2 separate regions of the Homo sapiens genome follow, and region 1 is linked to region 2. A link is a contact called in ENCODE Hi-C or POLR2A ChIA-PET data. All regions are on one chromosome and are shown on one strand. The core of a region is the stretch at or near the end of the contact, and the rest is flanking DNA. Distances in the headings are between cores, read along the strand shown. Region 1 overlaps THSD4 (thrombospondin type 1 domain containing 4). Region 2 overlaps THSD4 (thrombospondin type 1 domain containing 4).

Evidence for each region. Hi-C counts contacts between places; a loop is a spot of excess contacts on that map. ChIA-PET counts read pairs that join two places held with the same protein, here RNA polymerase II (POLR2A). Pooled maps may share reads with other maps.
Region 1: a map of Calu3 shows a loop between it and region 2 (12-fold over the local background). The contact joins two enhancer-like sites. A Hi-C loop is called at or near these places in 1 of 168 maps with a recorded cell type or tissue (Calu3), 1 of 37 single-sample maps with no recorded cell type and 3 of 50 pooled maps. POLR2A ChIA-PET finds 5 or more read pairs at or near these places in 2 of 52 experiments (activated CD4-positive, alpha-beta T cell and activated T-cell).

The regions. Positions count from the first base shown.
Region 1 is chr15:71,443,670-71,447,921 of GRCh38, forward strand. The region is part of intron 7 of THSD4 (thrombospondin type 1 domain containing 4); the gene reads left to right. Among named protein-coding and RNA genes, the nearest start is that of THSD4-AS2, 250 kb to the right of the region's middle. Within about 2 kb of position 1,727, at least 3 of the 41 ENCODE cell types and tissues checked have a DNase peak (open chromatin) inside an H3K27ac peak, as active enhancers do.
Region 2 is chr15:71,410,317-71,414,293 of GRCh38, forward strand. It overlaps THSD4 (thrombospondin type 1 domain containing 4), which reads left to right. Exons shown (of 18, transcript NM_024817.3): 7 at 1,371-1,507. Among named protein-coding and RNA genes, the nearest start is that of THSD4-AS1, 220 kb to the left of the region's middle. Within about 2 kb of position 1,702, at least 11 of the 41 ENCODE cell types and tissues checked have a DNase peak (open chromatin) inside an H3K27ac peak, as active enhancers do.

The DNA.
Region 1 (4,252 bases), core at 477-2,976, 33 kb after region 2:
AGATCACTCGTTAAAAAATTTCCACGTTGCGCTTTTTGAAAAGCATAAAAGGTGCATGTTCAAAGCTGTATCCTGACCCCATTCCCTCTACAACATACATTGCTTCAGCTGTTAAGCTCTATATTGAATGAAAGCACAATGGGAAAATAGAATTTCAAAACTAAAGCAAAGGTGCATAACAAATACTCTTCAAATGCTTCTGTTTTATGTTATCTCATTTCATTTTAAGAAAGGCCCTGAGGCAAATCCTAGAAGTAAAGACAGCCACACTGCTAAAGCATAGGTGCTGCTTCTCAGTGGAAAATCTGTCTGTCTCATGGTTATCCAAGGCTGAGGTGGTCCTTTCTGATCTAATAGACCTTTTGTCTGCATTTAAAAAAAAGTTCCTAAGAACTAGAACTTCCCCACAATGAATGGCCTATTCCTTGTTATAACACCTTCCCTGTTAAAACGGTGCAAGTGCTTAATAAATGCATGATGAATGGTGGGTTGCTGGGTGGACAGGCACGCAGAGAGGTATTTGGGTTGAGTGTGGACAAACTGGTAAGCTGGAGAAACTGGTGCCAAAAAGGGATGTTTACACTAAGTGCAGATTTGGACAGGATCACTGCTAGATCCCTTCCATCTAAGATATTGCAAATCACAAATTCTGAAGAACTCAGTGGAGAATTCTAAAGCATGGGGTCCACCTGAAGAGTCCCAGACTGATGCCGTCTCTTCTACAGCCACTGGTGTCATTGTTAATCTTGTCCAGTCACATGTCAATGTAACTCTTAGTCAGAAGACAGAAATATACCAAGAGAATCCATGTGTCGTCTGTAGCCCATGCCTCTCTCCTGAGCACCAGACTCATCTGCTAATTCACTGCTTTCCATTTCTACCCACACATCTCACAGCACCTCACGCTGCACGTGACTAAACCTGAGCTCATTATATTTTCTTCCTCCCTTGTGCACGCTCTTGGGTTTCTGATTTTGGTGAGTGACACCTCCACTCAATGAGTCCCCATGACAGACCAGCTGGATGCCTTCTTCATTCCCACCTCTCCATGATCATTGGTGACCCAGTTCTATTTATTCTTGAAGTCTCAGAAGAGCTTCATTTCACATCATCTTCTTTGGACCATTGCAGTGGTCTACTAACTAGTCTTCCTTCCTTTTCTTATTCTTTTTCAGGTGAGCTTTCATTTTACCGTCAGAGGGATTCTAAAATATAAATTATTCCCCTGCCTCTGTGCCCACTCTACCTCTCCCCATTGTCCACAGATAAAAGTCCAAATTCCTTAGCATGGCATTCAGTATGTTCCATGATCTAGCCCCTGCCTACCTCTCCATTCTTAAAGCAAACATTCCAACCATACCAAACCACGTACAGCTCTCTGAATAGGCCATGCCTCTGGGCTCTGTCCCTACTTGTTTTTCTATGGGGAATACCTTTTCCTATCTGTACACATGGCAAATAGCTGTTCACCTGGCAAGACACAGCTTCGGTGTCATTTCTTCTATAGTGCTGTTACTCTTGGTCCCCAGAGAGGGTGGCTTCCTCTCCCTGTCGTGCCCCAAATAGACCTCTTTTAAGACACCCATCATTCTTTATTGCCCTTTTTGATTTACGTATCTACCTCCCCACAGATGCACAGAAAAATCCTAAACTAGGAACAAACCTTGTCTTACTCATCTTTGATCCTCCACTATCTAGCACAGTGAGTCAGCGCATAATACTTACTCAAAAGATGTTTGTTCAAATGAACAAATCCATCTATTATTTAACCAGTCATGAGATCACCATGGGAGCAACACTGTTCATCTGGAGCTGCTGATATCATACCATATGTTCATTCTTCACCAGGTGTTACCTGGATATCCCCTCATCTCACAACCTCAGAGTGCAGATGTGTCACATTTACAGAAGCACCAGCAAAGTCAATGTTCTGTTCCCCGTCATCTTGATTGACAGGAGGTTCTCTGTTTTCTCAGATGATCCTTCCCATCATTTCCAAATTGTGATCTAAAGTAGACAGCTGAGTACCCAAGTCTGAAATTCAAAGCATTGGTTAGGACCACTGTTTTGGCTGACTGGAAAGAGGTGATGATTTATCTTCATGGCTAATGGCTCAGAAAGTTCTTTTCAAGGTTGTAGAATTCAAATGTTATCCATGACGGGATATGAAATCCTTACGATGTGCTTTGCTTTTTTTGTACATCAAAGCATTAAGCATGGGACAAATTTTGCTGAGCTTAATTGTGGAGATGAGTCCATGTTTTACACCATTTAGCAAAATGCAGTTGCAAGATCGCTCTGCCTAATTGTCTAACAGGGACTTCAAACCTTGAGATAATTAAGACTGAATTTATTTCCTTCAACTCTCCCAAAAGAAAATAACTTTGGATACTTTCTTCTGTATCTCCATGAACAACATCTAACTAATCACCCAGGCCAGAAATATAAATGTCAATATCAATTCCGCTTTCCATCCCCTGACTCTATCCCATAGTGAAACTGTCCCAAGGAAACTACCTCCTTAGTAGTTCTCTCTACTTTGTTCTTTGTTCTTCTTCCCGCCATCACTTCCTTTCTTTAAACCTTCATCATTAGTTGTGTAGATAAGTATAGCAACCACTTTAATGGTCTTCCTTTATTTAGCATTGCCCTTTCTTATACAGAATTGCCAGTGTCGTCTTGTAAAATAGGAATCAAAATGTGTCACTCTCCTGTAAAACTTCCAGTAATTCCTCCACGGTCTTTAGGTCTCTGTTTAGTTCTACAGTGTTGTTTTATCACACTACTATCTTACCTTATACGTTGGTCTTGAATACCTCTAGTTTTCCAAACAAGTCATCTTTTGTCATTTTTCTCAGTGCTTTAGTATATTCTGCTGCTTCTGCCTAGAATGCCTTACATAGCAGGATATTTTTGGCTGCAGGTAACAGAAAATCCAATGCAAAGGCTTAAACACTAAGAGTTTAAGCACATAAAGATGGGTGTCTGGTGGTTCTAGGGCTGATTAATGGCAGCAATTCGGTAGTGTCATCAAGGACAAGTTTCTCTTCATTTTTTCTCTCTGCCAAACTCTGTGTGGCCTCCTCAGGGTCACTTCCCTCCAGTTTTCAGGATGTCTGCCACAGATCTGAGCATCTCGGGAAGACATGAAGTCCAGCAGGAGGAGGAGCCTATTCTTTCTTGTGCATGCTCTTTAAGAGTCAGGGACATGTTTCTAGAAGCCCTCAAAGAAAAACTTGTCTTTTGTCTTAGTAGTGAAAACTGAGTCTCATGCTCATCTGTAGCCTGTCACTGGCACAGGGATTTAAAGAAGTCAGGGGAGTGGGCCGGGGGAGACAAGGACACAGGAATGAAAACGAAGGCACTGTTAGCATGGAGGAAGGGGGAAGTGCCCAGTGGGTTTGCAAACAACAGTGTCCTCTGTTGCCCTCTTCCCTCCATTTTTTTTGTTTTTTTTTTTTTTTTTTTTGGAGACAGAATCTCACTCTGTCGCCAGGCTGGAGTGCAGTGATGCGATCACGGCTCACTGCAATCTCCACCTCTTGGGTTCAAGGAATTCTCCTGCCTCAGCCTCCCTAGTAGCTGGGACTACAGGCATGTGCCACCTCGCCCAGCTAATTTTTGTATTTTTAGTAGAGACAGGGTTTCACCATGTTGGACAGGATTGTCTTGATCTCTTGACCTCGTGATCCGCCACCTTGGCTTCCCACCTTGGCTTCCCAAAGTGCAAGGATTACAGGCATGAGCCACCACGCCCAGCCCTTTCCTCCTCTTTGCCAGGCTAATTGTTGAATACTCAGCTAATGAGTCACCCTCGGAGAGACTTCTCTGACCACCTCTCTTCCTTTTGATGCCTTCTGACAAGTTAATACAGCTATAGAATTTATCCTACCAGACCACAAGTGCCTCGAGGTAGGACTGTCTTTTAGTATCTGTCATAGTTACTGGCACATAGCTACAGGCATATGTGCTAATATTTGTTGAATATAAAAATAAAAGACAAAACCTGAGTTGTGTCAATTAGCGATGACATTCTCCTTGCCACAGAAACCCTAGAGTGGTTTAACCAAAAGAGATACTGTTTTTCTCATGGAACAACTCCAGAGGAAGAGGTCCTGGGCTAATAAACATGCACTTACAATTCATCACAGGCTTGGGAGCCTTCTAGAGTCTTGTTCTGCTCTCCTTGGCATGTCACTGCATGTTCTCATGAACACATCCTGGCTCTTCCACCTCCTGAGTCCATGTTCCA
Region 2 (3,977 bases), core at 452-2,951:
GGTTAACCCTGAAATAGAGGAGGCCACATCAACCTGAGAGGGGGCAGAAGTAGAGGTGGGATCCAGATCCATGGAGGGCTTCCTGAGGAGGTGACCTGGAAATGCAAGCGAAGTACAAATGCAGGCCAGCCAAGTGAGGGAAGGAACAGTTAAGCAACGGCTAGAGAGAGGGAGTGCTTAGTTGTGTGTAGACTGTGTATTTAGGAATGGGATTTAAGGAAGAACAGGAGGAAATGAGGCTATAAAGGTAGGCGAGGTTCCGCTCTTGAAAGAGGTTTTATCCCTTGCTTAGGACTTTGAACTTCAACCTAGAGTGACAGAGAAGCCACTTAAATACCTCATAATGGAGGAATTATTACAGGAAGCTGCGGCCATTTAAAAAGGCATACAGATGATATAACTGCGTAGATATTAAGTTTAAAAAGCAGAATATGGCCAGGTGTGGTGGCTCATGCCTGTAATCCCAGCACTTTGGGAGGCCGAGGTGGGCGAATCACTTGAGGTCAGGAGTTCAAGACTGGCCTGGCCAACATGGTGAAACCCTGTCACTACTAAAAAATACACACACACACACACACAAAATTAGCTGGCTGTGTTGGCAGTTACCTGTAATCCCAGCTACTTGGGAGGCTGAGGCAGGAGAATCACTTGAACCCGGGAGGCGGAGGTTGCTGTGAGCCAAGATTGCACCACTGCGCTCCAGCCTGGGTTACAGAGTGAGACTTGTAAACATAAAAATTATGTGCTCACTGTGATTGCTGATATATGAAATATATTTAGGTTGGTGCAAAAGTAATTGTGCAGTTACTTTTGCACCAACGTAATTAATTATGACAATGGCAAAGCGTGGGAGGATGTCTAAAAGTAGAATCTGTTATTTGCATGGCGAGTCTTTGAGAATTCCTTTATAATATTCACTCAGCACTGTATCACTACTATATGCAAATAGATCAAGATACAATCCCTTCCCTCTATCATCAAATATGGGGAGAGCTGATAACTTTAATGCACTTTTAAAAAGTGTGTGATTATGAAATGTCTAGAATAGGCAGATCAATAGAGACAGAAAGTAGATTGGTGGTTGCCAAGATCTAGGGGGAGTGAGGAATTGAAATGACAGCTCACAGGCACAGGGCTTCTTTTTGAGCTGATGGAAATGTTCTGGAATTATATAATGGTTGCGGTTGGACACACAACCTTATGAATATACGAAGACTTATTGAACTGTATAGTTGGTTAAAATGCTTAATTTTGTGTTATACAAATTTTTCTCAATAAAAATTATAGGAAGAAAAAAGGTGCTGATTCCACAGAGATGATATTGCTTATACCTTATCTTTATTTTATTTTATTTCATTTTACTTTGGTAGTAAAAGGCAATCGCAAATGTGAGTTGAACTGCCAGGCAATGGGCTACCGCTTCTATGTACGGCAAGCTGAGAAAGTCATCGATGGCACCCCCTGTGACCAGAACGGCACGGCCATCTGTGTGTCTGGGCAGTGCAAGGTAAGTGCCCCCGAACTGGGGTGAATTCTTAAGGTGTTTGATCTGTGACTGCTGACTCCATTGTTTTCCAGGGAGAGACTAGGCTGCTAGCTCCCCCCAGCCCACGTCAGGGCCACTCAACCATGCGCTCTGGGAGGAGTGGGCTGAGATGGGGCTGCTTGGTCAGCCCTGACTGTGCTTTTGATCTTTGGGCGTCACCAGGTCCCACTCTAGCATTCCCATTATTAAGTGATTTATGTTGACACCACATGCTTCACAAGGGACACAGCAATCTTTGCGAGTTGGATCTGGAGCTCCTTCTTTGCCTGTGAAACGGAGGTTATGGAAAGGGCACTGCTGGTTTAATCAAGAATTGGTTGGCGTCATGAGGGTGGCATTTTAAGGGAATGGCATATTTTATCTTGCCTCTCCCCAGAAGGGGCAGGCTTCCAAAGGAAAGTTGTTTCATGCCTTTTATAGCAGAAGTTGTACTTTAAACAGGAAGTTTTCAACCTCCTTAGGCTTCTGAAGTCTGTTCCAGGAACACCCCGCCTGGCGTTCTGCAAACATTCTGGGCTTCAGAGAATCCTTGTGGGATGCTCAGTGTTGACAGAAAGCACCATTTGGTTAAAAATAGGCATCTTAGATGAAATGGCACAAATTCCGTAGCTACATTAATTTGCGCTTGGACTTCTACCCTCCTTTCATCTACGTATGTATTCATGGAGCTAAGATTTAGCAGGTAAATGACTCTGGAGCCCAAACGAAGAGTCTCTCTTAATTAGCACTCTATAGCTAGCTGGCAGACCGATTTTAATCACAGGAAGAGCTCTTTGGCTATGACACCTGGAAGTTCCTATTATAGTTTGAATATAACTTGCTACAGTGTTTAATATTAGGGATATTGAGGTGTTATTTGTGAGCACAACCTACCCCCCCACCAACAACATTTTGAATGAGGAGGTTTCAGATAGGATGCAAAATAACATAAAGCAGGATTGATATTCTCAGATTTTTAAAAAGTATATTTTTAATTATTATGAGTACATAATGGATGTATATATTTATGAGGTATATGTGATATTTTGATACAGACATACAGTGTGTAATGATCAAATCTGGGTAACTGGGGTATCCGTCACCTCAAGTTTTTAGCATTTCTTTGTATTAGGAACATTCCAGTGCTACTCTTTTATTTTATTTTATTTTACTTTATTTATTTTTTTGAGATGGAGTTTCACTCTTGTTGCCCAGGCTGGAGTGCAGTGGCACAATCTCAGCTCACTGCAACCTCTGCCTCCTAGGTTCAAGGGATTCTCCTGCCTCAACCTCCTGAGTAGCTGGGATTACAGGCTCACGCCACCATGCCCAACTAATTTTTTGTATTTTTAATACAGACGGGGTTTCACCATGTTGGCCAGGCTGGTCTTGAACCCCTGACCTCAAGTGATCCACCTGCCTTGGCCTCCTAAAGTGTTGGGTTTACAGGCGTGAGCCACCGCACCCAGCTTCTACTCTTTTAGTTTTCTTAAAATATACAATAAATTATTATTAGCTATAGTCACCCTATTGTGCTACCAAACACTTGATCTTATTCATTCTAACTGTATTTTTTTGCCCATTAACCATCCTCACTTTATAATCCCATCCCTACTACCCTTTCCAGTCTCTGGCAACCGGCATTTCACTCTCAGTCTTCAGGAGTTCAATTTTGGTTTTTTTAGCTCCCACATGTGAGTGAAAACGTGATATTTGTCTTTGTATGCCTGGCTTATTTCAGTTGACAGAATGTCCTTCAGTTCTATCCATGCTATTGCAAATGACAGGATTTTGTTCTCACATTTTGAATGCAAGTTAAGAAAGGAACAAGGTGTCACTTGATATCTGATGTGTATGAAGTATCTTTGGAAGAGCAAACCCTGAAAGAATTAGGATGCGGTACAGAAGAGGCAGGAAACATCATGGGAAACATCATAGCCTCCAGTTTTCTGCTCCTTTGGAAAAACCACTGGTTTTCACACATCCTCTCTGAGCTTCAGTGTCCTCAGAAAATACTTAAGGGCATTCTCTGAGAGTTTTGTGATCTCCAGCTTTAATGTTCCCTGCTTCTAAATGTTACTGAACTAAAATGATGGGCCTGATAGCAATCTAGCTTTATCTTTCAGATTCCAAAGCAACTGTTTCATTTCCTGAATACAGGTGCACACTGTTGAGGAATGGTGAATGTAATGGTAGAGTATAATGGTTACAAACCTGCCCTCCGAAGTCGGATTGCCTGGGTTCAAGTCATGCCTCTTCCACAGATTTACTGTGTGATTTTGCAAAAGTTACTTAAGCTCTCTGTGCTTCTGTACATCATCTAAAGAATGAGGAGGATGGTACCTACGTCCTGTGTTGCGGTGAAGAGTCATGACCGTATAACAGGGTTTGGCATTCAGTAAGCATACTGGCATTTATTAGTATCACTGCATATACCTACATATATACCATT